Linked DNA regions of Homo sapiens: regions 1, 2, 4, 5 and 6 are each linked to region 3. The links are chromatin loops, found by intact Hi-C in ENCODE. Cell type or tissue: GM12878. All regions are shown on one strand.

Evidence for each region. A loop is a pair of places that touch in the nucleus more often than their neighbours do. Peaks named below come from ENCODE experiments on the same cell type or tissue, not always from the same donor. Only the 100,000 strongest peaks of a DNase experiment are listed, where the experiment ranks them.
Region 1: it touches region 3 in a loop (6-fold over the local background); 24 of 110 quality-filtered maps call a loop at or near these places.
Region 2: it touches region 3 in a loop (4-fold over the local background); 24 of 110 quality-filtered maps call a loop at or near these places.
Region 4: a loop joins it to region 3, with 4 times the contacts of the local background. A loop is called at or near these places in 5 of 110 quality-filtered maps.
Region 5: it touches region 3 in a loop (7-fold over the local background); 29 of 110 quality-filtered maps call a loop at or near these places.
Region 6: a loop joins it to region 3, with 4 times the contacts of the local background. A loop is called at or near these places in 20 of 110 quality-filtered maps.

What each region holds. Positions count from the first base shown.
Region 1 is chr3:39,293,862-39,297,861 of GRCh38, forward strand. No RefSeq gene overlaps it. Among named protein-coding and RNA genes, the nearest start is that of CX3CR1, 16 kb to the left of the region's middle. RefSeq lists enhancers at 1,031-1,100, 1,141-1,280, 1,321-1,480, 2,283-2,332. In GM12878, no CTCF peak of the experiment used is centred here; DNase peaks (open chromatin) are centred at 1,510 and 2,498; H3K27ac peaks cover 3,046 bases.
Region 2 is chr3:39,286,192-39,290,191 of GRCh38, forward strand. It overlaps a transcript of CX3CR1 not described here and the pseudogene ADAD1P1. Among named protein-coding and RNA genes, the nearest start is that of CX3CR1, 8.2 kb to the left of the region's middle. In GM12878, a CTCF peak has its summit at 2,337 (motif pointing left); a DNase peak (open chromatin) is centred at 2,420; H3K27ac peaks cover 327 bases.
Region 3 is chr3:39,376,714-39,380,713 of GRCh38, forward strand. It overlaps LOC105377037 (a long non-coding RNA gene), which reads left to right. Exons shown (of 3, transcript XR_001740661.3): 2 at 763-964. LOC105377644 (a long non-coding RNA gene) reads right to left here. Exons shown (of 3, transcript XR_007096252.1): 3 at 2,718-4,000. Among named protein-coding and RNA genes, the nearest start is that of SLC25A38, 4.7 kb to the right of the region's middle. RefSeq lists a silencer at 1,489-1,538. In GM12878, a CTCF peak has its summit at 1,583 (motif pointing left); a DNase peak (open chromatin) is centred at 1,578; H3K27ac peaks cover 435 bases.
Region 4 is chr3:39,325,759-39,329,758 of GRCh38, forward strand. CCR8 (C-C motif chemokine receptor 8) reads left to right here and starts at 3,951. Exons shown (of 2, transcript NM_005201.4): 1 at 3,951-4,000. RefSeq lists enhancers at 2,093-2,182, 2,533-2,622. In GM12878, no CTCF peak of the experiment used is centred here; a DNase peak (open chromatin) is centred at 2,293; H3K27ac peaks cover 2,293 bases.
Region 5 is chr3:39,099,519-39,103,518 of GRCh38, forward strand. It overlaps GORASP1 (golgi reassembly stacking protein 1), which reads right to left. Exons shown (of 9, transcript NM_031899.4): 2 at 3,955-4,000; 3 at 3,160-3,363; 4 at 1,498-1,584; 5 at 1,229-1,359; 6 at 787-985. Among named protein-coding and RNA genes, the nearest start is that of GORASP1, 6.1 kb to the right of the region's middle. RefSeq lists enhancers at 3,464-3,963, 3,642-3,691. In GM12878, CTCF peaks have their summits at 1,774 (motif pointing right) and 3,893; no DNase peak of the experiment used is centred here.
Region 6 is chr3:39,206,591-39,210,590 of GRCh38, forward strand. It overlaps LOC124909366 (a long non-coding RNA gene), which reads left to right. Exons shown (of 2, transcript XR_007095872.1): 2 at 3,492-3,943. Among named protein-coding and RNA genes, the nearest start is that of DSTNP4, 4.2 kb to the right of the region's middle. RefSeq lists an enhancer at 3,908-4,000. In GM12878, a CTCF peak has its summit at 2,057 (motif pointing right); no DNase peak of the experiment used is centred here.

The DNA.
Region 1 (4,000 bases), 83 kb before region 3:
TTTGTGCAGCTGTGTCCTGGTGTACACACAGTCACTCTCACAAGGATTTGTCCATGACTGCTTGCTTGCACAATTAGGAGAGAAGTTGCCACTGGCCGTCGTCGTCATCCAGTCTGAGCCGGGCACTCTGCATGCCTTATCCTCACTCCCCACGGCAACCTTCAGGGGTGCGCCACTGCCACATTTCTGCTGTGGAGCAGCCCAGCGGCTTGGGAAGGGAAGTCACTTGCCCACAGTCTCCTTGTGGGGGAGTGCCCAGGCAGGACTCGAAGCCAGGCCTGGCTGCTTCCCACTCTGTGTGCCTCCTTCCTTGCCAAGGGTGCCCCTGTTTTCAGGTCCCATCTCAGAGAGACTGCGCTCATCCTGGCCAGCCTTGGCTCTGCTCTGTTCTTTGGGAGATCCCAGGGTCAGAAGACCAGGAGGCCAGGTGGGTGATGGGTGTAGATGCTGAGTGCATGGGCCGGGGGCACTGAACCCCAAGCTTGGGGTTGGTTCCAGCCAGATGGGAGCATAGGAGCTGACAGCAGGTCCGTGTGGCCTTGCTCCTCCCAGGTGCAACCCTAGGGGTCCCACACAGCGTGCTGAGGTGCTTGCCCTTACCTCCCAATTCCTCACGGGTATGAGTCCATGAGAATAGTATGGGGTGCATGGACGACCAGGCTGGCAGAAAACAACCTTGACAGGCCGGATGTGAGCAACAGCAGAAAAAGTCAAGCACTTCGATCACAGAAGAGCAAGGGCCTGGTTTGAAAGGGCTTCTTTGAGAAGAGACTGAAAGGGATGTTCTGAGGACCTATTGACAAGACGAGCTAACCACTTCACAAGGGGCCCCTGCCCTCCTCTCAGTGGGAGCCCTGCACAACCCCACTCCGAATTCACCCACATCTTAGAACCCAATGAGCAGGCCCTGCAGTCCTGCTTTCCTAGTCCCCTGCCTGGCAGAGAAACGCTCGAGGAGACAGTAATGTTGATTCAAGTTGGCCAAAAACAGCAAAAGTTCTAAAAGCACAAGAATAACAAGGGATCTGCCGGATACTGAGTGGGGCAGAGATCCTCCTGGGGGAAGGGACACAGGAGTGGAGAGGTCAGAGGCCCTGGCTGGGGGAAGGATGAAGCCAGGAAGTCCACATGACAGGCTCCCCAGTGTCCTGGGAAATGTCTGTGGGCCCTACTCTTGTTCTGGGCAAGGGGTAAGGCAGCCAGACACAGGGGGCAACACCTGACCCTGTGCTGTCTGGAGTTATCACTGGAGGCTCAGAGGGAAAAACTGCATGAACCATCTCAAGGGTTCCTTGAATTCAGCTTTGCACATAAAACTCACGTCGCACTGGTAGGCTTTGAAGATTCCACACTGTGAATGACCAGGCCACAAAGGCATACCCACTCAAGTGACACCTAGGCTGCAGGACCAACCAGAAAGGCCTTTGGAAACCCCCTCCCATGGACAGCTGGCACACAGAGGCTTCATGAAACTCCATTTACTCAGGGTCATTGATTCCTAACAATGGGCGATACTGGGGTTCAATGTATGACTTCATTTGGAGTTTCACTTTGAGTGAATAGTACATTGTATATGTTTTCGCTTCACGGTGAATAAGAGCTGTGCACAGATTGACTGGGAGTAGAAATTGACAGCTATTTTAAAAACTGCTTTTTAGTCATTCTTTTAACCCTTCTCACAGCTGTATGTCAGAAGCAGGTTCTGGCTGGCTGGAGTGCTGAGCCCTAACATGCTGTGCCTCAGTTTGCTGCTGTGTACAATAAGAGGAAGTGACCATGTTCTCCCCTAGAACCTCTCCAGCTCTACACCGCTGGTGTGCATGCCCTCTGTTTGCCAGATCACCCAGTTCTAGGAGACAGGGCATTCTCTTGTAGATGTACTGCATGAAGTATTGAGCTAGGCTAAGGGTGGATGCAGAACTTTGAATTCCAGTGAGTCTGTCTGGAAGCCTCTGAGACATACCAATGTCATATCCTGGGAGGGATGGAAGACTATGGCCTGTGGAAAAGAAAGAGGGAGAGAGGGGAAAAAAGGAGAAAAGAAGCAATTTCCAGATAATAGAGGTGTAAGAATGTCTAGAGGACCCCCTCCTGATATAGAACACCTAGGATGCTGGATAATTACTCAAAAATACCTTTTTAAATAAATGGTTGATCTGGAAAAAAGGTGAAGAAAATCCTCAGAGGCAGAATGCAAATCTGCTGGGTGAAGGAAAGGCTGGAGCTCACATTCACCCTGGGCCCTCTGTGGCCCCTTAAGGCCGGGAGCCTGGCCTTCATGGGTCATGTGCCTGCAACGTGGAAGACAAAGACAAGTTCTGGGCTAGGAAGGGTGAGATTCTATCTGAAGCCCAAACAAAACCAGTATCCCCAAAGGGGAGCTCCCTTTGTAAGTGAAGTAAGAGTCCCACCCCAGTCTCATTTCCACACAGAGGGGAAATTATATAACGATGCCTACATTGGCTTTGGCTCCAGTGAGTAGAAAAAAAGAAAAGTCCTCTCCAGAACTCTCAGCCACAAACCTGTGTTCATGCATATTGGGGCTGAATTTCACACTTCCTGTGTGGCCAAAAAGCCAATCAAACACAGAGGTCCCAGGTTGGAAGTACCCCAGAGTACTGGGTGAAGTAAAGGCAAGTCCCCTCTGGAGGAATGTGCGTTACAACTGGGCCTCAAGGAATAGCACCATTTCCATCAGGGCTTGCTTAGTTCCTTCCCTAGGCAACAGAGGCTGAGGCAAAGCCTGCATGGTGATGCCATATCAGAATGTGAAATTCAACAGGAACAAAGTGCAGGAAGAAGTGAAGTGAGGCAGGGAAAGAGGAAAGCAAACACAGAGTGGTGCATTCCTGAGCTGGCCATAGCTACAGCAGGAAATGTAGCTGGTTATGCAGGCTCTCTGCAAAAGGCCCATGGAATGGCCCACTGCAGTAATTCACACTTGTAATCCCAATGCTTTGGGAGGCTGAGGTGGGAGGATCAATTGACATCAAGAGTTTGAGACCCAGCCTGGACAACATAGTGAGACCCCATCTCTACAAAAAATTTAAAAAATTAGCCGAGTGTGGTGGCACACAGCTGTAGCCCCAGTTACTCAGGAGGCTGAGGTGGGAGGATCACTTGAGCCCAAGAGTTCGAGGCTGCAGTTAGCCATGATCATGCCACTGTACTCCAGCCTGGGTGACAGAGTGAGACCCTGTCTCTAAGAAGCTTAAAAAGCCCCTGGAACCACTGCTTCTTGGAACTGTTGGCTGTGGAAACAAAGGACAACAATTCATTCCTCACCCCTTTCTCTTCTCTTATGTCTCTTTGATCAACGTTTTCTTCTTTGTTTTTTTTTTTTTTCTTTTTTTTCTTTTTTTTTTTTTTTTGAGACAGTCTCACCCTTGTCCCCCAGGCTGGAGTGCAATGGTGCGATCTTGGCTCACTGCAACCTCCGCCTCCCGGGTTCAAGTGATTCCCTTGCCTCAGCCTCCCAAGTAGCTGGGATTACAGGCACCTGCCACCATGCCCCGCTAATTTTTGTGTTTTTAGTAGAGATGAGGTTTCACCATGTTGGCCAGACTGGTCTTGAACTCCTGACCTCAGGTGATCCACCCGCCTCAGCCTCCCAAAGTGCTGGGATTACAGGTGTGAGCCACCGCTCCCGGCCAGGTCAACATTTTCTTTATGGAGCATTAACTTCCCTGAACTTTCAGGTTGTGTTACCTAGGCTCTCTAGTTAGCCACTGGGGAAATCAGAGCCTCCATGGGTCCAGGCAGATCAGGCCTAGAAACCAGAGCTGTTGTGTCTCCCAGTGTTGTGGGCATGATGGAGGCAGTGCCAAAGCCCAGCCGTCATCCCTGGGGAAATGAGACAAGGAAGGTGGAGGCCTAGACTTGACAATCCTGGAGATTGCATGAGCCACCTGGGAATGCTGTGTCTGGAAACAAGCAGATAAGGTTCAGAAGGCGAGCAGGGTTGAGGAGTCCTGGGGAGGCACAATAGCTATGTCTAGTA
Region 2 (4,000 bases), 91 kb before region 3:
AAAACAAAAGCCAAGGGGCTTATAGTACAGTGCAGAGGTGAGGAACACGTCCAGAGGCAGCCTTGCACTTGCTGACACAAATGCAGCAGGTTCACTGACACGAAGAGACTAATAACAGGTGATCTTATGGATATTTGGGAGCTGCAGTGGATACTGTTTAATATAAGACTATAATTGGGCCGGGCGCGGTGGCTCACGCCTGTAATCCCAGCACTTTGGGAGGCCGAGGCGGGTGGATCATGAGGTCAGGAGATCGAGACCATCCTGGCTAACAAGGTGAAACCCCGTCTCTACTAAAAAATACAAAAAATTAGCCGGGCGCGGTGGCGGGCGCCTGTAGTCCCAGCTACTCGGGAGGCTGAGGCAGGAGAATGGCGTGAACCCGGGAAGCGGAGCTTGCAGTGAGCCGAGATTGCGCCACTGCAGTCCGCAGTCCGGCCTGGGCGACAGAGCGAGACTCCGTCTCAAAAAAAAAAAAAAAAAAAAAGACTATAATTGGACCACAAATGAAGTTGGGGGGTGGGATTCTGGGTCCAGTGTGAGCCAAATTAGCTCCTGATAAACTCTCTCAGTTGGACAAACTTGAATCAAGAATTTTAGACACCTCAGCTACACTTTTTCATCCTTTAGAGGATTAAGTAATCCTTTACCTGAACTGAAACTTGTTTCAAAAGTACAAGATGCAAACATAGCAAAGGCTGTGAAAGAAACATCTGACCATCTACTTTCTTAGCATTCAGAATATCTGAAATAAGCAGATATTTGGCTGCCGTTGTCAATGAAAACTTAAACAGTATGAAATTGTAGTTGTGGCTACAAGTGAATACAGGGAAGCCGGGCTGGAGAGTGTTGCACAGCCGTCAACCTGTGGTTATAGCAAGAAGCCCTTTCTTAGGTACTTTTGTCCATCTCTATTCTTTTATAACAACAACAAAATGGCTGTGCTAAGTAAAACAATCTGTATTTTATTCAGAGCCAGCTTCTAATCTCCTTGACTCTAAAACAAAATATCAATATTTATTTCTGCTTGATCTAGCTGCCAAAAGACTCTTGTCTATATAAATCACACTCACAGTTTTATCTATGTTTAAGGTAATGAAGACCTAATCTATATGTGGCTGTAGAAGGTATTTATTTTGCTGTTTACTGTCGTGCAGATGTAGTTGGTAGAGCAGGTGGTAGGTCCTCAAGTGACCGTTTGGCCAGGAGGGAGTGTTTGGTGTCCAGCAAGCAGTGCTGAGTCATTTCACTCGGTCAATACACTTGGTGATGGAACCTGCAGTAACATTTCAATTTAGAAAGAGCCAAATGGAGATGCCATGCTCACTCCAAAGTTTCTGACACTCTGCTTGGTAAACGGACTTCAGATTGTTTTAGTGCCTTCAGCACATTTATTTTCGACAAATTTGGAATATCCTTGAAACTGAATTGGGCACAAGGAGGTATATATTTCAATAATTTGAATGGGTCAAATGGAAGGTTCACGTATTCTCCTTTCAAAAGTGTTTTAGATCAATGATCAAGATTTTGTAAATCTACAATGTTGAGTTAATTTTACCCACATGCAAAAGAGGCTGAGAGGTATATTTCCTTGAAGCCAGTACATATTCTATAGCTTAAGTGTATGTCTGGGTCCCAGGAAGAAGCTGATGTTTGTTGAAATCACACATTCGGCAACATGGCTATAATTCCTGGATGGTGACATTTCACCAAAGGAAGCAACTTAGGATGTGAATTAAGCAACAGTTGTCATATTCAAAAGCTCACGTATGTGTGTGTGTGAGAGAGATGATTTAATGTGTGTGTGTGTGTGTGTGTGTGTTTTAAATAAGTGAAATCCATCTGTGATTCATATGTGAAAATGTGTCTGTCATTCTCTGGGAACCTAGCTTGGGTTGAATTATTTTTAAACCTCAGTATGTTGAGGCAGAAGTCCTAAAAGGCTCATTGCAGACTAAAACAAAAGTGCCTCTTTATTCCCAAATGAACCATCACTTGCCCCATATACTGCTTAATAGTTATTGGTAATTGCCGCTATTATGTGTCACACTTTTGTACACAAGCAATGCATCTCCAACCTGACCCTTGCTCACTCACTTGCCAGGTATTTAGAAAGCACATGTTGCCTGCCTACCTTCTGCTCAGGGCTGTTTGTTAAGGATACAAAGATGAATAGGGCAGGGTCTCTACCCTTTCCCTTAATGGTCTCGCTTTGGCTTCCACTCTTCCAGGTAGCTCAGGAAACTTAAGGTAATCTACAGTCATCAGATACAGGAGTGAGCTGCCTTGCCTCTATCCCCTGAGCTCTGTCTCCCCCTCCTGGTGTCTCTGGCTCTCACCAGCAACCCCCAGGTCCAGGAGCAGCAGGCGGAGCAGCCAATCAGCAGAGATGGCCCCACCTGGTGGGCAGCCCTTTGGCTTCAGAGCTCCCCTCTGGTTCATTGGTTTTACTCAAAACACTTGGCTTTGCTGACAGTCATCTGTGGTAGCTGCATTTCCCCAGAGGAAGTGGTGTGTGCAGGCAAATCTGGCAAGCCTTTGGGTTACAGTTTTGTGATGAGCCAGCCGGCCCACAATTACCTGGAATCCCACTCTCCTGGTTCAAATCCTGACCCTGCTACTCTCAAGCTGTGTGGCTTAGGGCGAGATATTTCTCTAAGCCTGAATTTCCTTATTGTTAAAATCAGGGCAGGCCGGGCACAGTGGCTCATGCCTGTAATCCCAGCACTTTGGGAGGTCGAGGCGGGCGGATCACCTGAGGTCAGGAGTTCGAGACCAGCCTGACCAACACATCTCTACTAAAAGTACAAAAATTAGCCAGGCATGGTGGCGTGCATCTGTAATCCCAGCTACTCAGGAGGCTGAGGCAGGAGAATCACTTGAACCCGGGAGGTGGAGGTTGCAGTGAGCTGAGATCGCACCACTGCACTCCAGCCTGGGCAATGAGTGAGACTCCATCTAAAAAAAAAAAAAATCAGGGTAAACTTATATGGCAAAGTCGGCATGAGGATTAATGGTGACATGTGTAAAGCACTTCATATGGTGCTCTGAGTAGGGTAATGAGGGTAATAGAAATCTGTGTTCCGGGGATACAAAGAAGGAGCAATCTCTTCCTAAGAGTCTTGGTGGATGCATTCACCTGGGCAGGATGTGCCAGGAGAGGGACCAAGTTGTACAAAGGGTCAAGAGGGTAGAAGAGCCTCACTCATTAGTGGAGCCTCTCAGAGTAGCCTCCTTCTGGGCTCTCTGGAGCTTTGCTGAAGCGCAGCTGTCCCTTCAGAACTCATTGCACTGTTTCTGGTCCTGGTTCCCTCTTACTCCACTTGCTTGGCAAAAATTTCTGAGTGACAACTCCCTTTTCTACTTGAAACTGGTGGGCAATCTTGTCCCTCTCCTCTCCTGAATGGCCTTTTAACTATTCTTAGAAAAAAATTAAAATCCAAGTATATGGACTGAATTATGTTTCCCCCAACTCCCATTCATATTTTGAAGCCCTAACCCACAATATGACTATATTTGGGGATGAGGCCTCTAAGGAGGTCATTAAGGTTAAGTGAGGTTATAAGAGTGGGACCCTAATCCAACAGGACTGGTGTCCTTATCAGAAGAGAGAGACACCAGGGATGTATGTGCACAGAGAAAGGAGGCGGCATCTGCAAGCCAAGGAGTGAGGCCTCAGGAGAAATCAAGCCTGCTGACACCTTGATCTTAGACTTCCAGCTTCCAGAACTGTGAGAAATAAATTTCTATTGTTTAAGCCACCCAGTCTGTGGTATTTTGTTATGAAAGCCCAAGGAGACTGACCCCCAAAGTTAATGTCAATTAATCAGGGTGAAATTATTTCTCATAGTTTGTGGGCTGAAGACCATGAGGAACATCTAGAGTTTAAAAGTTAGGTTTGTTTAGCTTACTGCGGCAAGGGAAGACACATGTCAAAGGAACCAGGGAGCATGTCCTTAATGGGGAGCTGGGGCTTGTGCTGGACACGTCTAAGGGAGGA
Region 3 (4,000 bases):
TTTTTTTTTTTTGAGATGGAGTCTCACTCTGTCGCCCAGGCTGAAGTGCAGTGGCGCGATCTCGGCTCACTGCAACCTCCACCTCCCGGGTTCACACCATTCTGCTGCCTCAGCCTCCCGAGTAGCTGGGACTACAGGCAACCACCACCATGCCCGGCTAATTTTTTGTATTTTTAGTAGGGATGGGGTTTCACTGTGTTAGCCAGGATGATGGCTGAGCCTTCTGATTGTAATAGGACAGTAAGGAGATAAAATAAACTACATAGTCAAACAAGGTGAACCGTCTTAGAAGCAGAACCTGAAGGAACTGGGGAGCAGGAGAGGGAGGCACAGAGGAGCTGGAAGCTGAAAGGAAACAGGCAGGGGAAAGAATGTGTCTTTGAATTGCATATCAGCAAGGCTCTCCAGTGTGAGTGAGACTTGACCAGTTTGTAACTTCCCGTGTACGGAAATCCTTCTAACATGCAAATCTGACCCTTTCATTCTCCTGCTTAAACCTCTTCAGCATAAAGCCTACATTCTCCTACATGGTTGATGGAGGGCCCCAGGCTCTCCCTCTGGCCTCCTCCCTTCCATTCCTTCCCTCCTACTAGACGTTTCCACATTTACAGTTCTAGGAATCTGACATGCTCTCTCTTACCTCTGGGTATTTGTACATGCTCTGCAAGATGAAAACAGACTCATCTATTAGTAAATGCTTGAATGAATGAGTCAAATCGGAAGGTACTGGGGACAGTCCACCACCCCTTTTGGACTTTTCAGGTCTCAAGCAGTAGCCACCTCCAGTCTGATACAAAGGATTACTCCCTCCCCAGTGCCAGCTGGAGCCCCATCATGGTGAGGCTCTACAATGAGTTCATGGAGAAGACTGTGGATGGGTCATGGACAAGACTTCCAGGTTGTTGGTGCTCTGTGCAATTCCTTAAAGAAGCAGACCTTACTAAGATTGCTAAAGCTGTCCCTGGTATGTTGAAACCCCCTACACCAGTAGGGTTTAACTGGGCTTGCAGGGGTGCTCTAAATAATACAGAACTGTTGGCAAAACTTTGTTTATGCATATGCATTTTCCTCAGTGCAATCTGTGCCCCAGCCTATCTCCTATATCTCCTCTGTGGCTTGCATTAGCCTGAAAGTCAGGACCAAGGGAGTCTGGAGATCATGATCCCTGATTCATATGATATTAGCCCAGAAAAGGAACTTGGAGCCACTTAGTTCAAGGCCCTCATCTTACACGTGAGAAAGCTGAAGCCTAGAGAGGTGACAATGAGTTTTTGTCAGATATTGGACTAGCATCAGAAACTCCTGACTTTTAGTTCAGTGTTCTCTCCACTTCTATCCGAAGCCACTCCTGGCATCTCCTTATACTTTCCCACCACAGCTGGTCTCCTGTATAGACCAGACAGATGAAGCATACATGAGGAATTGGAAAGGGGCAGCGTCTGGGACCAAGGGCCAGTGCCTTCACCCTGGTACACCCAAGGCCAGTAGCTCAGTGACAATGCCAGTGGGACTATCAGGTAATTTACAGACACCTGAAGCCAGGACCCAGAACCTGTTGGGAACAGGACACGTGTTCCCTCTAGTGGCCAGTTTGAGCTGAGCTTCTGACTGGGTGAAAGAGAACAGATGGGAAAGAATGGCAGATGATGGAGTGCCACGCGTGTTAAGAAACAAAGGGGCCAGAGGGAAAGACTTCTAATTTACATACCTAATCTGTCATTAGAAATTCTGCTTTGAGATTTTTGGTAAAAATGCAGATGTTTGGTAAGTATTTGGAATTAAAAAAACATAGACACAGGGTCTTGCTCTGTCACCCAGGCTGGAGTGCAGTGGTGCAGTCATAGTTTGCTGCAGCCTTGAACTCCTGGGCTCAAGAGACTGTCCTGCCTCCACCTTCCGAGTAGCTGGGACTACAGGCTCATTCCACCACACCTGGCTACTGTTTTTATTTTTGTAGAGACAAGGTCTTGTTATGTTGCCCAGGCTGGTCTTGAACTCTTGGGCTCAAGAGATCCTGCTGTCTCGTCCTCCCAAAATGCTGGGATTACAAGCCGGAGCCACTGAATCTACCCTAAGTATTTAATTTTATATATGGGAGGCTTCACTCTTGACCTCTAATTAAGGCCCATAAACTGGCCAGGCGCAGTGGCTCACATCTGTAATCCCAGCAATTTGGGAGGCCGAGGCAGGCAATCACCTGAGGTAAGGAGTTTGAGACCAGCCTGGCCAACATGGTGAAACTCCATCTCTACTAAAAAAACAAAAATTAGCTGGGCGTGGTGATGTGCGCCTGTAATCCCAGCTACTCAGGAGGCTGAGGCAGGAGAATCACTTGAGCCCGGGAGGCGGCGGTTGCAGTGAGCTGAGATTACACCATTGCACTCCAGCCTGGGCAATAGCACAAGACTTATCTCAAAATAACAAACAAGAAAGTTGAGGTGAATACACAGCTAGCAGGTGACAAATCCAGGATCAAATACAGAATCAATGCCTGATTCCAAAGTCCACTTTCTTTTTACAGCATTACTCTGCCTCAGTGGTCTCTCAAAGACACACAGAAAAAAGCAGGAGATAGCCTCTACCCTTTAAGGAAGGGAAACAAGGTGTATTTGTCAGGGAAATATGTGTCCTGATTTTCTTTCATCCAGATTATGAAAGATAATCTCCTTTACTTAAAGTCAACTGATTACAGAGGTTAACCACATCTACAAAATACCTTCACAGCAACACCTGGATTAGTGTTTAATTGAAAACTGGGTATTATAGCCTAGCCAAGTTGACACATAAAACTGACTGTTACACAAGATGCTGCTTATAAATGAAGTCATTCTGTCCAAGATAAAGAAAAGCTGGCCTGGCATGGTGGCTCATGCCTGGAATCCCAGCACTTTGGGAGGCCAAAGTGGGCGGATCACCTGAGGTCGGGAGTTTGAGACCAGCCTGACCAACATTTTGCTAATTTTGCTAAATGCAAAATTAGCCAGGCGTGGTGGCGCATGCCTATAATCCCAGCTACTCAGGAGGCTAAAGCAGGAGAATTGCATGAACCCAGGAGGCGGAGGTTGTGGTGAGCCGGGATCGCAGCATTGCACTCCAGCCTGGACAACGAGAGTGAAACTCTGTCTCCAAAAAAAAAAAAAAAAAAACCTTCCACATATGGATAGAGCTATAAGCAAACCACAAAACCACAAGTGGGTCCTGCTTACCCCTGTGGGAAATTCAGATCAATCAGGACCTAGAAGATTTGTGACCAGAAAATATGTGCTTATGTTTATAAACTTTTAGCCAAAATGTTGCCCGTTTCCTCATTGTGAAGAAAGCAGGAAAACAAGAAGAGTTTGATTTTTTCCATAAGATGGGGAACTGCTTTGTCAAAATATTGATGGAGTGACTTGTGGCTTCCATATGACAAAACACAAAACACCACACTGCCTGGGCACGCACCATGGCTCCTCTCCCTTCCACTGCCCCTAACAACTTGGTCCTTGGAGTAGAATGTGAAGATCCCACTCCTGCAGGAACGCAGTCCACCCCACAGAGCCATCTGCCCCTCCCTCGGATACCAGCTTGTAAGCCGCTCTAACTCATTGTTCTCTCGTAGCCTGGTCACCCTTGGCTCAGGGGTGAGGTTACAGGCAATAGTCACTGGCACAGAAGGAAGAAAGGTGTTTCCTTCTTGTGAAGCCAAAAGCAGTGACAGGACCATCCTCTTTGTGGAAGTTTCTGGGTAAAGCCATTAGAATTCCCTTTTTTTCTGCAGTATTCACCCATTCTTGTGATCAGGCAAAGAGTGGCTTCCCCCACTGGTGAAGACAGTGCCCTTGGAGACTCTTAAGGCTTCTCTTTCAGGTTGTGCATGTTTAGGATGGGAGCAGATATTCAGATGGAGAGGAGCCTCCATTAGTTACAGGACGAAGACTATCATAAGATGCCCATTAGACCTGAGAGGCCAGTAGGCATAGAGAGACTGATGAAGATGGGCGGTAAGGGAGGTTGTAGC
Region 4 (4,000 bases), 51 kb before region 3:
GCTGAGGCAGGAGAGTCTCTTGAACCTGGGAGGTGGAGGCTGCAGTGAGTTGAGATCATGCTGCTACAGTCCAGCCTGGGCCACAGAGGAAGACTCTGTCTCAAAAAAAAAAAAAAAAAGAAAGGCCGGGCACAGTGGTTCATGCCTGTAATCCCAGCACTTTGGGAGGCTGAGGCGGGTGGATCACCTGAGGTCATGAGTTAGAGACCAGCCTGGCCAACATGGTAAAACCCCGTTTCTACTAAAAATACCAAAAATTAGCCAGGTGTAGTGGCGGGCGCCTATAATCCCAGCTACTAGGGAGGCTGAGACAGGAGAATCACTTGAACCCAGGAGGCAGAGGTTGCAGTGAGCTAAGATTGCACCATTGTACTCCAGCCTGGGCAACAAGAGCAAAACTCCGTCTCAAACAAAACAAAACAAACCACTAAGAGATCTAATCAATTATTCTGGCACACAAGGTAATATGAATTTCCTGAAAATGCAACTAAAAATACGTTATTAACCACATTTCTCCATATTCAACCCTTCAAATCAAAATTATGATGATACCTTTTTTTGTATTCTGACAATTGTCATGATTACTCTTATGAAGGAAATAAATAGTAGTAAAAAAGAAAATCTGTTTCTTGTTACTCTTTTTTGTAATCCATATGGGAAATTAAATTATATAGACAGCAAAACTGGCTTTACTATTAATAACACACGAGCTTTTCTTAAACTCTGGCTTTGTCTAACACTTTTCGTTAAGCAAATGCATTTTTACCCTACAAATCACTGAGGGACTGACATATAGTTGAAAACTATAGAAAATACAGAAAGACTTCCTCTAGTCTTATCCACAACTCTTCATAATGTTATTGCACGAGAATTTTGAATGTGGTGCAGTAAGAAAAGCACCCTCAGCTGTGCCTCGGAAGACCTGAGTTCTGGCTCTGGCTCTACCACCAAATTACTGTGTGATTTTGGGTGAGCCACTTTGCCTCTCTGGACTTAAATATTACTACTTTGAAAGAAAGAGAGGGAGAGAGACATCAGCTGTATGACCTGAGGCCATTTTCTGCCCTAATACTCTATGACAAATATCTGTGATAGTAGTAATTTCTACATTTACACTTAGGGTTTATTTAAATACAGTTTTTTCTTTCTCTTTATTTTGGAGGAAAGGAGGTCAAATATGCTGCTAGTCTCTTTTTCCCTCTGAAGTGAAATACAGTCTTTTGAACCTTTGGAGGGACCCAGTAGAATTGAATTTAGATGGGATGTCCCCAATGGATCTGATCCAGCATTTTCAGAACCCATTGAATGTGCAGCAGAAGGTAGACTTGGAGAGGCCATTGGCTCTGGAGGGGTCACACTACTTTGGTTTTGTAGTTTGGTTTCTGCTGCCTTCCCATAGAATGCCTGAATCCCTGATGTAGGCCCAAAGGTGAGGAACCAAGGCTTGTCAGTTAACTATGTCACAGTTTGTCTGTCTTCCGAGTCAGGATGTTGTGGGTTGAATAATGGTCAACCAAAGAGATGAAGTCTTAATTCCTAGAACTTGTAAATGTTACTTTACTTGGGAGAAGAGCTTCTGCAGATGTGATTAAGTCAAGGATTTTGAGATGGGGAGATTATCATGGATTACCTGGACGGATCCTAAATCCAATCATGAGTGTTCTCATAAATCAGAGGTGGGTGAGATCTGATGCAGACACACAGTGGAGAAGGAGATGTGAAGATGGTGGAGATTAAAGTGATGTGGCCACAAGCCCCAGGTTTGCTGGGGCAGCCACCAAGAGCCAGAAGTGGCAAGGAACAATTCGCCCTTCAAGCACCCAGAAGGAGGCAGCCCTGCTGGATTATAGCCATCTGGCCTCCAGAACTGGGGGAGAATACACGTCTGCTGCTCTAAGCCACTAAGTTGGTGGTAATTTGTTACAGCAGCCACAGGAAACAAATACACAGGTGACAGCAGGCAAGTGTCCAGTCCTGCAGGGGCCCACACCAGCCCTCAGATCTGGCTCAGGAAACACAAAAAGAGGAGCATCCTTCCATTCTGGCTGTTCAGTCCTTTCCTCCAACTCTTCACCAGACTCCACATCTCCACCTTGCCTCATTCTCTCTGTTCAACTATTTATTAAGAAGTTGCTGTGCACTAAGCACTGTGCCAAGTATGGAGGAGCAGCTGATAAAAGAATCCTCAGGAACTGAAGATAGAGACTGTTTGGGGTTTAGATCAGCTTGCACTAGAAACTGGGCTTGGGGGGAATTCCACCTTAGTCCCTCAGGCCTTGCTTAACTGGGCTTTGGAGGGGAAGGTGGCTTCCCCCACACCTGCCCTCACTGATGAGGCGGTCCCATAGTTCCCACCATCATGACATGGACTAGTAATACCTGAGGGCCCTGAGTTCTCCATCGGCTCACCATTGATCTTTGCTTATCACATACAAAACTCTCATAAAGGAACTGGGTTTTCCCCAAACTGCGTCAAAACATGAATGATGGTGAGGGGAATTTGCCGAGGTATGAATTCAGGTACCAGCAGATATTTCCTTTTATTTTTTCTTTAGAGACAGGTCAGTGGCTCAATCATAGCTCACCTCAAACTGCTGGACTCAAGTGATCCTCCCACTTTAGCTTCCCAAGTAGCTGGGACTACAAGTGCATGCCACCATGCCTGGCTAATTTTATTTAAAAAATTTGTACAGATGATGCATTAGTCCGTTGTCACACTGCTATAAAGAAAGACCAAGATTGGATAATTTATAAAGGAAAGAGGTTAAATTGACTCACAGTTCTGCATTGCTGGGGAGGCCTCAAGAAACTTATAATCATGGTGGAAGGCAAAGGAGAAGCAGGCACATTTTTCACAGGTCGGCAGGATGGAGTGAGTGCAAGCAGGGAAAATGCCAGGTGTTTATAAAACCATCAGATCAGATCTCTTGAGACTCACTCACTATCATGAGAACAGCATGGGGGAAACTGCCCCCATGATCCAATTAACTCCACCTGGTCCCGCCCTTGACACATGGGGATTATGAGGATTATAATTCAAGATGAGATTTGGGTAGGGACACAGAGCCAAACCGTATGAGATGGGGTCTTGCTATGTTGACCAGTCTGGTCTTGAACTCCTAGGCTCAAGCAATCCTCCTGCCTCAGCCTCCCAAAATGCTGGAATTACAGATGTGAGCCACCGTACCTGGCATCCAGCAGATATTTCTACTGCATTTCTCCAGGAATGAGTGGGTTGGAGATGAGGAGATTCTGGAACTTCTGTCATTTCCTCCCAACAATTCTGGGACTCATGTTCACTCTCCTGGGATAGGGGAAACTGACTTAAAGTGATTTTCAAATGGCATTCCTGTTGAAAGAGTTAATATATGTACATGCATACAACATACACACACATTTGTGTATGCTACATACCATGGAGGAAAGCCAGTCCTGGTATAAATTGTATAACTTCAAAATAATAATGGAATTATGATTTCATTTTAATACTGATTTCAATTAAAAATTTTAATAGACTATTTTTTAGAGGTTTTAAGTTTACAGAAAATCTAGGTAGACAACACAGAAAATTCCCATTAACCCCTGTATTAGTCTGCTAGGACTTCCATAACAAAATACTACAGGCTGAGTAGCTTAAACAACAGAAATTTGTTTTCCCACAGTTCTGGAGGCTAGAAGACCAAGGTGCCCACAAGTCTGGTTTCTGGTGATGCCTATTTACCTTACTTGCAGATGGCTGCCTTCTCCCTGTGTCCTCACATGGCCTTTCCTCTGAGCACCTGGAGGCAAGAGAGTGAGCTCTGGTGTGTATTCCTCTACCTAGGAGACACCAGTCCTATTGAATTAGGGCCTCAGCCTTACGATCTCATTTAACCCTCATTGCCTCCCTTTAGGTGACTAGGTGTGAGGGTGGAGCCCTCAAGAGACTGCCTTCTCTCCATCTGCTGTTTGTAGTGGGAGGATACCTCCAGAGAGGCTGCTGCTCATTGAGCTGCACTCA
Region 5 (4,000 bases), 280 kb before region 3:
AAATGGGTAGGGGACAATCAGGACAGTGCCTCAAGGTGAAGAATTTTGCAGTCCAACCTAACCACCAGTCCCCACTTGTCCCAGGAACACTGCTCTGCCTAAAGGAAGGAAATGGCCTTAATAAACCACCCCTTCTTCTATTGGTGATAGGAAGTCAGGCCTGAGGGGCCTGGCCTGGCCTCCCTGCAGTGTTGGCACTGAGAGGGAGCACTCTTTGCACTCAGACAAGGAATCCCAGGTGCCCACCTGGCCCCAACACATTCCCTTTGCCCCATCAATGACTCATTAGAAGAGAGGGGCTTCCTTGAATTCAGGCATACCTGGAGAACATCCTTGAATACTCCCTGGCCTAGACCCAAGGCACCAGCCCAGTGCCCAAAGGTGCTCTCAGAGGACCCACTCATCAGCTGTGAAGGCAGGGCCAGCACTTCCCTGCAGACTTGGCTAGACAACCATCCCAACTGTGGCTCTGAAGGCCTAGCCCTTTGTCCAGTTTTGCCACAACTCACAGGCACAGCAAGCACCCATCTCTGAGCCTCAGTTTCCCACTCATGAAATGAAGATGACAACTGGTGCTTCACCTCCACCCTCACTTCTAGACCCAAGGGGCAGGAAAGCCAAAAGTGAGTTTCACTGCTCCAGGCATGGCCTGCCTGCTCCCACTGGGTCCCAGAAGTACATGGGCCTCTCAGATCACAAAGGCCCCTGGTGAGGGTTGCTGATGGCTCCCCAAGGGCAGCCTCTAGAGTTTTCTGTCTTCCCAGTTGGCAGATTCTCCCCACATACCTCCATGTAGTCACTCTGCCTGGAACCTGTCTCCAGGGAAGGAGAGTCCTCGGGGGTGGGTCCAGGTGGTAGAGCATCAGGTGGTGGGGCACCAAGTGGTAGAGCAGAAGGTGGTGGGGTGCCAGGTGGCTTCTTGTGGTAGCTGGGGGGCTGAGTTGGGATCCGGTGTAGATACCCATAGCCAATGCCACATCCCAGACTGCCGAAGGCCAGAAACATTCAATCCAGGGGCTTGTCCCACGGCCCTCCCTACCTTTGCTATCCCCACCTACTACCAGCAATAAGGGGGCTGAAAAGGGTACTTCTGAAATACCGGTCAGCCTCAGGATCCCTGGGCCCAGGGCCCAACCCTCCTCCATCTCCACCATAGAACTCTGAGGTCCATGCCCAATGGTCAGGCCCCACCCACCTGGCCCTGCAGCCCTCCAACCCCACGAAGTACCTGCCCTCTCCACCCCAGGCTGCGTTGGGAGTTACAGTCACCTCCCGGCAGGAGTCTGACTTGGAGTTATACACCATCAGCTTCAAGGGCTTCCCCTCATGAGACTCGATGAGCGTAAAGAAGTCCTCGGACTGTGAGAAACGCATAGCACCTGAGGCCTGCTTCCAGGGCTAAAGCCTCAACAAAACCAGACACTTCTCATGGACAGCACCCTTCTCTTCACACCACATCCAGAGGGTCTGGGGAGGGGCAAATTGCGGGTTCCTCACCTCCTGGAGAATCTGGTCCGAACCAACCACATAGTCTGTGTAGGGGCGCAGGCCGGCAAGGGCAGCAGGTGAAGATGGTTCCACATCCTGGGGAAAGAACCGCAAACCACTGGCCATGCTACTAGAGGTGGGGTTGGGGGATGGGAAAGGGCAGGGGGAACTGCCTCTTGAGGTAGTGAGTGGGACACTTGTCCTCTATCCCTAAGCAGGGCTTCAAGCCCATACTCCCTCATTTCACCCCTCCATTCCCCTATCTCCCCCAGGTCTACAGCCTGTCCAGCAGAGGGCAGTACCATGATAAGGCTCAGCACCAGGCTCTGGAATCTGACCCCGGGCTCAACCCCTGGCTCCAGCTGCCCAGCTATATGACTATAAACACATTATTGAACCTCTCCTAGCCTCAGTTTCCCCACAATTAAAAGTAAGATACACAGTACCTAATGATAGGGTTGCTGAGAAAAATAAATAAATATATGAAAAGAAGAAAAGCACACCTTGGCTACAGGAGCACCCACTACATTGCTGCTTCTGCTGCAGGCATGTGGCTAAAGACTCCTAGGGGTTGGAGGTGAGGGCAATGAGCAAAACTGGGTACAAATAAGGATTCCCTTCTCCCTTGGAAAGTTCCACCACTCCCAATCTCCCAGTCTCCCTGGGAAATGCAAAGCAATTTGCATCATCAGTCCCCTTTCCCTCATGGGCAGATTAAGGCAGGCTGTGAAAGTTGAGAAACTTGGCCAGGCTCTCCCAAGAAGTCAGTGAGAAAAATAAGTGGCTAGAAAACAAATCAGCCAACTTCTAGTTCAGAGCACCCTCCTTCCACCAGGCTACAGGACTGAGCATTCAAGAACTTAGATACCATCAATGGGCACAGGTGTTGGGTGTGCATGTGTGTCTGTGGACAGACTAACATCTATGACAGCTTGGTCACTGAGGTTAAGATATCGATTAATCATATAAGAATATACCAGAAAAAACAGTATATTTACAGTCACATTGCTTAATGACAGGGATATATTCTGAGAAATGCATTGTTAGTTGACTTCATTGTTGTGCAAACATCATAGAACTTAACCTACACATAGCCTACTAGACACCTGGAGTATATGCTATGGCCTGTTGCTCCTAGGCTACAAACCTGCACAGCATGTTACTATACTGAGTACTGTAGGCAACTGTAACACAATTAAGTATCTGTGTGTCTAAACATTCAGGCATAGAACAGGTACAGTAAAAATATGGTATTATAATCTTATGGGATCACTATTGTATATGCAGTCCGTGGTTGACTGAAACGTTGTCATGCAACACACACACGGAGAGACACAGAGAATAATAAAAGCAGCAGCATTCCAGCAGTCCAACCACCATTCCAGTAGATGATATTTCTACCTTTCAAATTAAGTAACCTAGGTATAGAAGGTAAGAAAGTACCCAAAGTCATGGCTAACAGGAAGCAAGATACACTGTTCAGGTAGTAATGAGCTGCCCTCTCTGGGACACTGGAATGAGACCACATCCTGCCCTCAGTCTTCCCTGGCCACTGCTCCAAGGCTCCCACTCCACTCCTGCATGTACCCCCTCACACCCCGCCCACACCCAGACCTGCCCCAGTAAACTCATCCTTCCGACACACCCTGCCCTGCCATACCCCACACTCACCAGCACATGCCACACCTGCTCACTGGCCCTGCGGAAGCTGCAGAAGCGCACACTGGCACCCAGTAGGCCCTGGCCGCCCCACATGTTGCTGGGCACCACCTCCACCTCGCGCACCCTCATGGTCTTCATATTGAACACCTCCAGCTTCACGGGCTTCTCCACATTGGCTTTCAGTAGTGCCTTCAGGGTGTCATTCTCCTTGTTCTGTGGGGGCAATGGGGCTGACTCCAAGGCCACCTCATGCCCAGGCTAGGACCCTCAGACAAGTCTGGGCCTGAGATGGGGCAAGGGCCTTAGTGGGCAGCAGCCCTCAGCAGGGTCACTGTGGGGATGGGCCAAGGTAGTGGATGGGCCAGGTTCACAGACCAGGGTTGAGCCTGCAGCCACTGGGACCCCCACCTTCCCCAAGCACTGCCAAACCTTCCTCAGCCTGCCAGAAAAAACAAAGCAAGCAAAAAGCCTCCCAGATCCACAGCATTCCAGTGCTGCCCCACTCTGAGCTGCCCCTTGGCCAGGGCCCTCATATCCCTCATGCCCCAGGAGGCAGGCCCCTTGGGCCTTGTTGCCACCTCCAAGAGGCCATATGTCCTCTGTCCACCCCACAGAGCTCAGAAGCTGAGCACTGGGCAGGGCCCCAGTCAGGCTCTGAGTACAGCCCTGGAAGAAGGGGAGACAGGGCTGGGACTCCCTTTAGAAAAAAAGGGAGGGAAGGGTAGACTGGGGCCCCCTGTGGGACAGATGAAGACACACAAACACACATAAGCAAGCAAAGCAGAGGCAGGTTGGGGAACTCACCAGCCTCGAGTGCCCAATGGTGATGATGAAGTCAAAGTAGGGCTCC
Region 6 (4,000 bases), 170 kb before region 3:
CTTTCTATCATGGGTGTTTTGAAGGTTCTTTGGGGATTTCCATGCCCCATACCCCCTGCAGTTACTGACACAAGTGATGTACTTTCCAGCCTTCTCCTGACAACTCCCATTCAACCCCTCGTCCTAGGAGATCATCTCTACAAATCAGTTGGGCTCCTATTGGCCCTCCAGGCAGCCCCCGTGGGCAAATCCTTTTAAGACATCTCTCTCCATCTCAATGTACCTGGGACCGAGTATTCTCTATTCAAATTTCCATCTCACTTCCAGGGCCTGTGTGGTTCTCTTTTCTAGGTTCATCCACTGAGGACAGACTATTGTGCTAAACCATACACCTTTAGGCCTGGGAGGGTGGCCAAAAAGAGGGGAGTTTATGGATGTACCTTGGATCTGCAGTCTGGGATGTTCACACATATGCACTTCATGGAGCAGAACAGAACCAGGGAAGAGAAGAAAAGAGGGATGAAGCCAGGGATCCATTTATTCTCTCGCCTGTCTGTAAATGTTACAGACATATGAGATAGGAGAGGAGGCTAAGATGTCCCCAGCAGCCCAGCAGTGGAAACAGCAGGTGCTAAGACCCTGAAGTGAGAGAGAACATTGTGCATTCTGGGGACAGGAAAGGGAGGGAAGGAGAGAGTGCTATGAGTCTCAGTAGGGGATGGAGGTGGACAGGTGGGGTGGGTGCATCACACAGAGAACTGTGAGCCTCGGCAAAGACTTTGATCTTATCCCAGAGTAGTGGGAAGTCTTGGAGTGGTTTAAACAGGTTAACAGTGTAAACAGACTGCATTTTAGAGAGACCTCTTTTGCTGCTTTGCGACTTGGTGGTGGGGGTGTTGGGGGGAAGACACAAAGAGTAGAAGCTCGAGGAAGAGTTGGGGTATTGATGTCACAGTGAGACATAAGAAGTGATGACCTGAGCTAGGGCAGGGCTTCTGGAGATGGTATCATGGACCATCAGACACCTCAGGCTGCCTCTGGGCCCATGCCAGCTTCCCCAAATATAGCCTGGTGGCAGGTGGTGAACTAAAAAGTGAGAAACAACTCAGTCACCATTTTTCTGCAAGTTGCCACTTCATTTGAGTGTGTGGCATTGAATGCATTTTTCTTACTTCTGGAGCTTTGACCAAAATCTCTGAGACAGGAAGAGCCCCTGAAAAGTTGTGTTACATGAAGAATGATTCTGCACCTGCAGGGATCCAAAATGCACTTCAATGGCATAAAGATTATTTTAAGCTAGAAACATCTGAACAAACAGCAGCTGCAGAAACAAACAAACAAAAAGTACCTAAACTGCTGACTTAAACAGGACCTCCTGAACACTGCTGCCATAAATCCCCTCTCGAGGAAGTTTACAGCCAGAGAAGAGACTAATCATTGTCACCGTAATGAGTAATTGCTTAAACAAATGTTATCTGAAACTCCATGCCTTCCATTTGTTCTTCCATGGAAGTTCTCTCTCCGCCTCCCTTTCTCTTTGTTAAGTGGATATATAAACCCCTATTTTTGGCTGTTTAGACAGCCATATTTATCTGAAGACTCCTTTGAATAAATAAACTTCATCTTTTTTCCCTGTTAATCTGTCTGTGGTTGGTTAATCTGTAGACTCTGAACATAAATAGGTAAAGAAAAAGTGTTTTCTCCCAACACACTTTCCTTTTGCCAACAAGAGTATGGGTGACCGACAAAGATTTTCTATCTGGTACTGGATTTTATCTTCCTGGCCTGCCAAAGTTGCTGAATAGCAGAGGGTTGCTTATTGTCTCTTTCTCTTTCTCATGCATGTTAATTGGATTAGAAAAGATGGAGGAAAAGAGACCATATAGGAGACTGCACTGCCAAATGTACTATTAAAGGGTAGCAGAATACTCCACCCCAAAATATGCCACACTGGCATAAGTATTATTGTGAACTGAAGGTAACTGAGAAGAGGCAGACACAAGAAAAGCTCTTTGCTCTCCCCATTTGCCTAAAAACAGGATATAACTTTACAAAGGAGTTCTTCCTCCTCTCCCTGTCAGGAAGAACAAAGACCGACGACAACTTTAGGCCCTCATCAGCCTGAAGGTGGCACCAGAGGAGTCGACACAGCAGACTTCACTGACTAGCCTTTATCTACCGTAAAGTTCCCATATATTTGCTTTCCCACAATTTTCTCCACCTGGAGACTCAAGGTCTTTTTCTTTTGTCTTGACACTACTCTAAAAATGTATTGTTCCTTGTTGAAGATGCTACGTAGTTGAAGTTCTAAGCCACTTATTTGAGAACTAATCTTTTCTTGAGTATTTTCCATATATATATAAAATATACATGTTAATACATTTCTCTTTGTTTTTCTCTTGTTAATCTGTCTTTTGTTACAGAGGGTCCTAGGCCAACTAAGAAGAGTAGAGGGGGTCAGGCATGGTAACTCACGCCTGTAATCCCAGCACTTTGGGAGGCTAAGGCGGGTGGACCACCTGAGGTCAGGAGTTTGAGACCAGCCTGACCAACATGGCGAAACTCTGCCTCTACTAAAAATACAAAAATTAGCCAGGTGTGGTGACAGGTGCCTGTAATCCCAGCTACTCGGGAGGTTGAGACAGGAGAATTGCTTGAACCTGGAAGGTGGAAGTTGCAGTGAGCCAAGATCACCCCACTTCACTCCAGCCTGGGCGACAGAGCAACTCCGTCTCAAAAAAAAAAAAAAAAAAAAAGAAAAAAGAAAGGAAGAAAGAAAAAGAAGGGTAGAGGGAAAATTATGTTTTGTCCCCTACCTTATTTATATAAATCATTGTTATTTCCAATTTAGCCACAAACAATGAAGGGCTGGTGTATGCTGTAGAATGGCTGAACAAAAGGAATGCTTTCTTGCTTTCTTGTTTTCAAAGTGATAATGGCCAGAAGGGTAGATGAGTTATGCTGGTTTACATTTAGTCTGGTTTAATTGCACTTAAGTAGAATGCTAAATGTCAGCAGGTGGCTGATTATACGTTGACTGGACCAAAAACAGATTAATAGCTTCTGTATTAGTCTGCTAGGGTTGTCATAATAAAATACCATAGACTGGGTGGCTAAAACAGCAGACATTTAGTTCTCACAGTTCTAGAGGCTGGGAAGTGCAAGATCAAGGTGCTGACAGATTCAGTTCCTGGTAATGGTGGCCACCATCTCACTGTATGCTCACAGAACCTCTTCTTTGTGTGCATGCAGAGTGAGCTGTGGTCTGTCTTCCTTTTCTTATGAGGACACTAATCCTATCATGGGGCCCCACCCTTCATGACCTCATCTAAACCTAATTAGTTCCCAAGGGCTCTACCTCCTAATACCATCACTTGGAGGGGGTGGGGGAAGGGTGGTGTTGGGGCTTCAACATGTGAGTTTTGGGTGGTCACAAACTATGAGTCCATAACACCTTCTCTATAAATAAAGACTAGTTAAAAAGTATTATAATGAATACAATACCAAATGTTCATGTTAAAATGTGTTGTTTTTGTTTTTGTTTCTGCCAGTCTTTTGTTAGATCTTGCCTGGAGACATCAAACCCTTCTTCCTGTTCCTCGCCTGCCAGAAACTCAATCTGCCCTTGCGAGGACTTATACGTTGAGTTCTTCTGTCAGAAAAATCAAGTGTAGGAAAAAAATCTTTGTATTTCAGTAGAAAACAATGCACTGTCTGTAGCACACCTTCCTGCATTATAAGATTCTAGGCCTGTACATTGTCTGAGCTATTTTGAAACTCTCTGTAAGTTGTAACTGGTATGTAAATGCTGTACTGTCTGGTTGTGATTTTAACTGACTTCTTCCTCACTGTGGAAAACTCAGTTTTGTCCCCATTTGCAATTTATCTTAACATTCCTTTACTCCATATAAATCTGTTTTTGAGTTTTCCTTTAAACTGGTTATAACACCTGCTTGCTTTTCTCAGATCATATAAGTGAAGTAAATTCTTCAACATGTGCTAATTTTTACATCTATATGAGAGTCATGATTTTACCTTTCACTGAAAATTATCATTTAAC